2 separate regions of the Homo sapiens genome follow, and region 2 is linked to region 1. Evidence: chromatin contacts called from ENCODE Hi-C or POLR2A ChIA-PET data. All regions are on one chromosome and are shown on one strand. Each heading gives the region's core, a stretch centred on a gene start or an enhancer-like site at or near the end of the contact. The rest is flanking DNA. Distances are from core to core; before and after follow the strand shown. Region 1 overlaps RBMS3 (RNA binding motif single stranded interacting protein 3). Region 2 overlaps RBMS3 (RNA binding motif single stranded interacting protein 3).

Region 1 (2,909 bases), core at 186-2,685:
GCTATTTTGACGTTGAAATGCATAGCTACATTTTAAAAAACACTCAGATCTAATATTATAAAATTATTTGGAAATGAAGTATTCATTAAACTACTAATAGAATTTTTCCTGAAACTATGTATGTGACTCTGCTTTGTCTGTGACCTAGATAGCCCTGAGGGTTGTTTTATATGTTGGGCTACAACATTAAGGTTTCTTGGATAAATGTTCAAATAAGTAAAAGAGTTATCACTGTATCGAATCAAAGAAAAGGCAACAGAAAATTTTTACCATGGCAGAATACCATTGAAACTATACTCTCATTCTACTTACTTCATTTATGTTAAGTGCTGGATATTCTAGTCATAAACTTAGTTCCAGAAAGTGATTACATATGTGGAATAAAAGACACGATTCATAGAAAGCGTCCTGTTGGTGCTTGTCCTGGGTGGTGACGCGGATTAGAGACAATAGAGCTCTTGTTCTTCCATGCCAATATTTTTAATAGATCCACCATTGTAGTATACTTCAACTTTCCCTGGGAGAAATTACCAGATCCTTTCAAAGATGTTGAGAATTACCCAGGAATCAACATGGAGGACACAGTGCTGCAAACAGTATTACGGTGTCTGTGAGTGAACAGAGGGAAACTAATCTTGCCAGAGTCCCTTCTCCTCACTCCCACCCCAACAAAAGAAGAGGGATGAGTGCTTTCTAAATATGCTGTGCCCAACTCCTGCTAACTCAGTTTAAATTCATCAGCAGCTGCAGCAAACTTACAGATGGTGCCAGATCCCAGGAGGGGAATACCTACAGGGAGCTGGGGCCTCCTGGAAAGCTATACTTTCTCCCTTCCAAAAGCTTAACATCAAACTATTCTCAAGGTCCAGAAGTTCTGGCAGAAAAAGGGAGTTGAAATGCCTAGGGAAGAAATTTTTTTTCCACTTTGGAAATACAGAGAAAATTTACTTAAGACTGTGATCACCTATTGCTACTATCATTACAGTCACTGGTTGTGGCTCTATCTTGTGGGCCAGTTTCTCTTCCCTCACCTCCTCCAGTTCATTTCCTCTGACAAGTTTGCTCACCAGGTCCCTCAGTCTTAGCACTTTTCACAAAGAACAGTGCAAAATAGATGCCAGCAGGGCCAAAGGGAGATGCCAGCAGGCTGTCACTTCATCACCCCTGGCTAGCGTGGAATGCCAGCAGCTCATATTGATTCTGCCCTCTTCCAGCCAGCCTCTAGTGCAAGCATGCTCTGGCCAGTGCCCCCACAGTGTCAGCCACAGCTGCCAAGAAATCTCTTAACTTTACGTGGTCTATAAGCATCCTAATTCCAGCCAGACACCACAGCTCAGGACGCATGCAGGACAACCTGCTGGAGACGACCCTTGCCAGGCCAAAGCCCACCATGAGGCTGGAAGAGAACAAACCCAGAGAAAGCCTCAAGGGTTTGGTTACTAACTGGGTTGGGGGATCTGGCAACAGAGACATGGCCTCAGGCACACTGCTCGGATTCGCTGCAATAACCAGCTGCTTGTCTGGCTGCTTGTCGCCAAATAGTAATCTTGGCATGTAGCCATTAGGCTGGCACCAGGTCTGAAATGCTGCAGTTCAACAATTTTCACCAGGCTGTGCCAAACCAGAGACACAGAACACTTCCTTGTCTAAAATCCAATCCAGTGGTATCTACTTCCTGTGGAAGCCCTAAGTCCCAGTTTTCTTTACCTAAGTGGAGTAAAAGCATTCCAGAGAAAATGGCTGAAAAGCAAATGCTACATACTAAAACATATCTTCCAAATGAGTTCAAAGTCAAACATTTGAGATTAGCTAAATTTCACATCCTGGAAGCAGCTGCCCTTGTCCCTGAGGCTTCTGTCTTAGCAAGCAAGGGAAGCAGCGGGGATTCAAAGAGCTTTCAGTGTAAACTCTGTGAATATGTAGATTTTCTCCAATGTATCAACATATTAATAGCAAGATTACAAGTATTAGGTTCTATACGTCCAGAATGCATTAAAATTTACACCAATTTTTAAAACATTTTCAGGCTATGTAAACTTGACCCTGAAAAATGTATATTCAAGCATACTTTCAAAATTTTGCATGCAATTTTAGTGACCTCTTAGAACCCTTGTTGAGGACCCAGCTTTACCTTAACTTATTCTGTTTATTATAAAATTCCTGGTTTGAGCTACTCAGGAAGGATAGTGACAATGTATGTTTCTTTCCATTTTATTGCAAGTTTTTACCTGTTTTCATAAACTATAACCTAGGTCCCCTACATAAAATCAAGCAAATAAATGTCAAATAATTTGATGGGACATTAATAATAACTGATTCCTGTGGCTCAACAGCTGAAACTCTTTCTTATCTCCAGCTTTCCTGGACTGGTTTCAATTCTTTTCGCAAAATATACCAAACAACACTTGAAGTTGGCTTACGGGCATTCTAGGTGTCAGAATAATGTAATTATTGACATTTGAAATCCTAAATCTCTCTTTTTTTCCCAATTATTTCAAGAAACCTTGCTTTTGGTATAGATTTTGCAGAAATTTGTTGATTCTAGATCACAGAGTAAAATATATGAGAATGCTCTTAAATAGAACCAGGTCAAAGCCTCCAAAAAAAGGAGGCAGGTAATAAGCCATGGGTTTTCTCATTTTTGCTTCCATTGATCCAGATGGCAAGACTGTATATCTATGCTCTGTTTAAAACTCGTCCACACACCCTGAGGATTGTTGAAAATAGGAGGTACAACAGAGAGTTAAATAAGCTGAGAATCAACTGGGAGGGACATTTCCTATTGAGAGGGAGCCATATATTGTACATATCACAGCCAGAGACTACGAGCTTCTTACACAGGAAAATCCCTGTTATCTGACGTCATGCCTAAATGTATAACTTGACATCCTTCAAGCATAATGGACACA
Region 2 (2,909 bases), core at 145-2,644, 51 kb before region 1:
AAACAAACAACAAAAAAAAAAAACAAAATTGAAGGCATCACACTACATGACTTCAAAATACACTACAAAGCTACAATAATAAACAGAGTATGGTACTGGCATAAAAACTATTACATAGATCAGTGGAACAGAATAGAGATCCCAGAAACAAATCCATGTGATTACAGTCAATTGAGTTTTGACAAAGGTACTGAGAATACACAAGAGCAAAAGGACAGTCTATTCAATAAATATTGTTGGGACAGCTAGATGTCCACAAGCAGAAGAATGAAATTAGACCTTTATTTCATACTACATACAAAAATCAACTCAAAAGGGATTAAAAATGTAAATATAAGACCTGAAACTATAAAACTACTAGAAGAAAACACAGCCGAAAAGCTCTGTGACATTGGTCTGGTCACTTATTTATTGGACATGACACTAAAAGCACAGGAAACAAAAGTGAAAATGGATGAATGGGACTACATCAAACTGAAAAACACAGCCAAGGAAACAATCAACATGGTGAAGACATAACATATGTCTGATACGGGAGGAAGTATTTGCAAACCATAGATCTAATAAGGGGTTAACATATATCAATTCAATATCCTAATTTTAAAAATAGGCAAAGGACCTGAATAGATATTTCTCAAAAGAAGACATACAAAGAGCCGACAGGTATATGAAAACATGCTCACCATGACTAGTCATCAGAGAAACACAAATTAAATCCACAATGAGCTATCAACTCACACCTGTTAGAATGGCTATTAGGAAAAAGATGAAAGATAAATGTTGATGAGGATGTGGAGAAAAGGGAATCCTTGCACATTCTTGGTGGGAATGTAAATTAGTATAGCCATTAGAGAAAACAGTATAGAGGTTTCTCAAAAAATTAAAAATAGAACTACCATATCATCCAGCAATCCCACTACTGGGTACACATCTGAAGGGAATAGAATCAGTATGCCAAAGAGATATCTGCACTTGCTTGTTCATAGTAGTAATTATTCACAATAGCCAAGAAATGGAATCTACCTTCAGAACCTTTTTTAATTTTTAATTTTCCAATTAAAATTTTATAAATAAATAAATCAGACAGAAAAAAAGGCAAGAGGCCTGCTCACTGCCTCTTAAATTATTTTTATGGTTGCCTTCTCATAGACCAATCATCACAAATTTCCACTTTATTTGGGTTCATGTTTTGTGGCCCCCTAAAACTCATAAGGTCCTGTGCACTTTAAATGAGCTGCTGCTCCCTGGACCAAGACAGAGCCAAGTCTTCATGACGTACAAATTACCCAAGAGGTCATTTTTTTCCCCTACTAACTGGCACGGCTCAGACATATGTGTGACCTGGGCAAAACATCAGTCCCAGATCCTGGCTAGTGAGAGGGAAGAATTTCCTCTCTAAACTTAGAGACCAAGTTTGTATTTCTGGAGTGGATCTAAAGGTCATAGCCTCTCTGTGTTTCCACATGTGTGCAGTTAGCTAATGTGGGCTGGGAATTCTGAACACAATCATCTACAAACTGTTTAGAGAACAAAGCCCAAACAAGGCCGCACAGAGCTTCAGGTAATGCTTTAACTCGAGTTAAATCCAGATGAGAAAGCCTTTACATTTTTTCCCCATAGCTTCTCCCCAAAATTCAAAAATTCTGGCAATGTCAAAACTAACTGTGGTTTCCATGGAGGAACAGGGATGCCATGCCACATAGGATGTTATTTTTTCCACTGCAGAGGTACTTTATAGGCACCTATTGCAAACGATCTTCAGCTTCAAAGAAGCAGGAAAAAATACATCTGTGGTCTACCTGAGAATTACTTGATTTTGGTTACAAATATGAAATGACTGCCTTGCTGTTATGCTGCTTCCTATAAAAATCCTATCAGCAAAATTAACACAGACAATGGTGTTGGAGAAGTAAAACAATCCTCCTTACAGTTCCCAAAGCAGGATCCAGTTATATTAGGATTGGTGCCTGGAAGTAGAATGTCAGGCCAGAGAAAGACCACTCAGGAACTAGGCAAGAAAGAAATGTAGTTAGAATCTAAACACTGTAAAAATTCAGACTCAAACTTGGACAGGGGAATCTAGAGTGAGTACGAGGAAATAAAGCATGTGCTTGAATATAGCTGTTGAAAAAAACTGAGCACAGATGCTTAACATTTCCGTAAAGGACAGAAGGGAATGAATGACAAGGTAAATCTCGGTAAGAATTAGAGGCTGGAGGGCAACTTGAGACAATAGGAAACTACGTGGATGGGGGAAGAACTTTCTGAGAAAAACCAGATTTCAAAAGAAATAATTGGCCTTAGCAGGCGTTTGGATGTTTTGCTGCAAGAATTGGTGCCTGGATGAATTCAAAACATAAAAGTCTTTGGATTAAACTTTATCATACCTTTAGAATTCAAATAGAAAATGTTTGTTTATCTCTGGATTCATCCATCAAGAAGATAATGACCCCCAAACATTCTCCACAACTACACGCAAGCTATTTGAAGAAAAGAAAAGAGACTGGGTAAGTAATTGGGATAGAGTGGCCTCCTCAGAGGTCTTAACCTTATCCCCACTGAGCAAATATGGGAGGCAAGCCAAACAGAACTTAAATAAGATGAAAGAGAGCATTTGCTCTGAAACGACCACATAGGCCCTTTAAAGAAGCACATGGCTCATTCTGAGTCCTGAGAGTAAGAGAAAGTATCAGCTGCACCTTGTCTTTCTACCACAATAATTCTGAGGCTATTTTCCCACTTAAAATTTATTTAACTGCAGCTCACTTTAAAGTTAACCTAGATAGAAAGCTAGACATTTGCCAACATAAGTGCAAAATTGAAGTTAGCAGAAAACCATTCTCAAAATATAAAAAAGGAAAATGATTTTAAATGGAACAAAATGATCAAAATATTTTCAAAAGGAACAT

What was found. A loop is a pair of places that touch in the nucleus more often than their neighbours do. ChIA-PET counts read pairs that join two places held with the same protein, here RNA polymerase II (POLR2A).
Region 2: a map of cardiac septum shows a loop between it and region 1 (1.9-fold over the local background). The contact joins two enhancer-like sites. A Hi-C loop is called at or near these places in 2 of 168 maps with a recorded cell type or tissue (HCT116 and cardiac septum). POLR2A ChIA-PET finds 5 or more read pairs at or near these places in 3 of 52 experiments (H1, MCF 10A and OCI-LY7).

What each region holds. Positions count from the first base shown.
Region 1 is chr3:29,452,062-29,454,970 of GRCh38, reverse strand. All of the region lies in intron 2 of RBMS3 (RNA binding motif single stranded interacting protein 3), which reads right to left. Among named protein-coding and RNA genes, the nearest start is that of RBMS3, 170 kb to the right of the region's middle. Within about 2 kb of position 1,435, at least 13 of the 41 ENCODE cell types and tissues checked have a DNase peak (open chromatin) inside an H3K27ac peak, as active enhancers do.
Region 2 is chr3:29,502,621-29,505,529 of GRCh38, reverse strand. All of the region lies in intron 3 of RBMS3 (RNA binding motif single stranded interacting protein 3), which reads right to left. Among named protein-coding and RNA genes, the nearest start is that of RBMS3-AS2, 140 kb to the left of the region's middle. Within about 2 kb of position 1,394, at least 8 of the 41 ENCODE cell types and tissues checked have a DNase peak (open chromatin) inside an H3K27ac peak, as active enhancers do.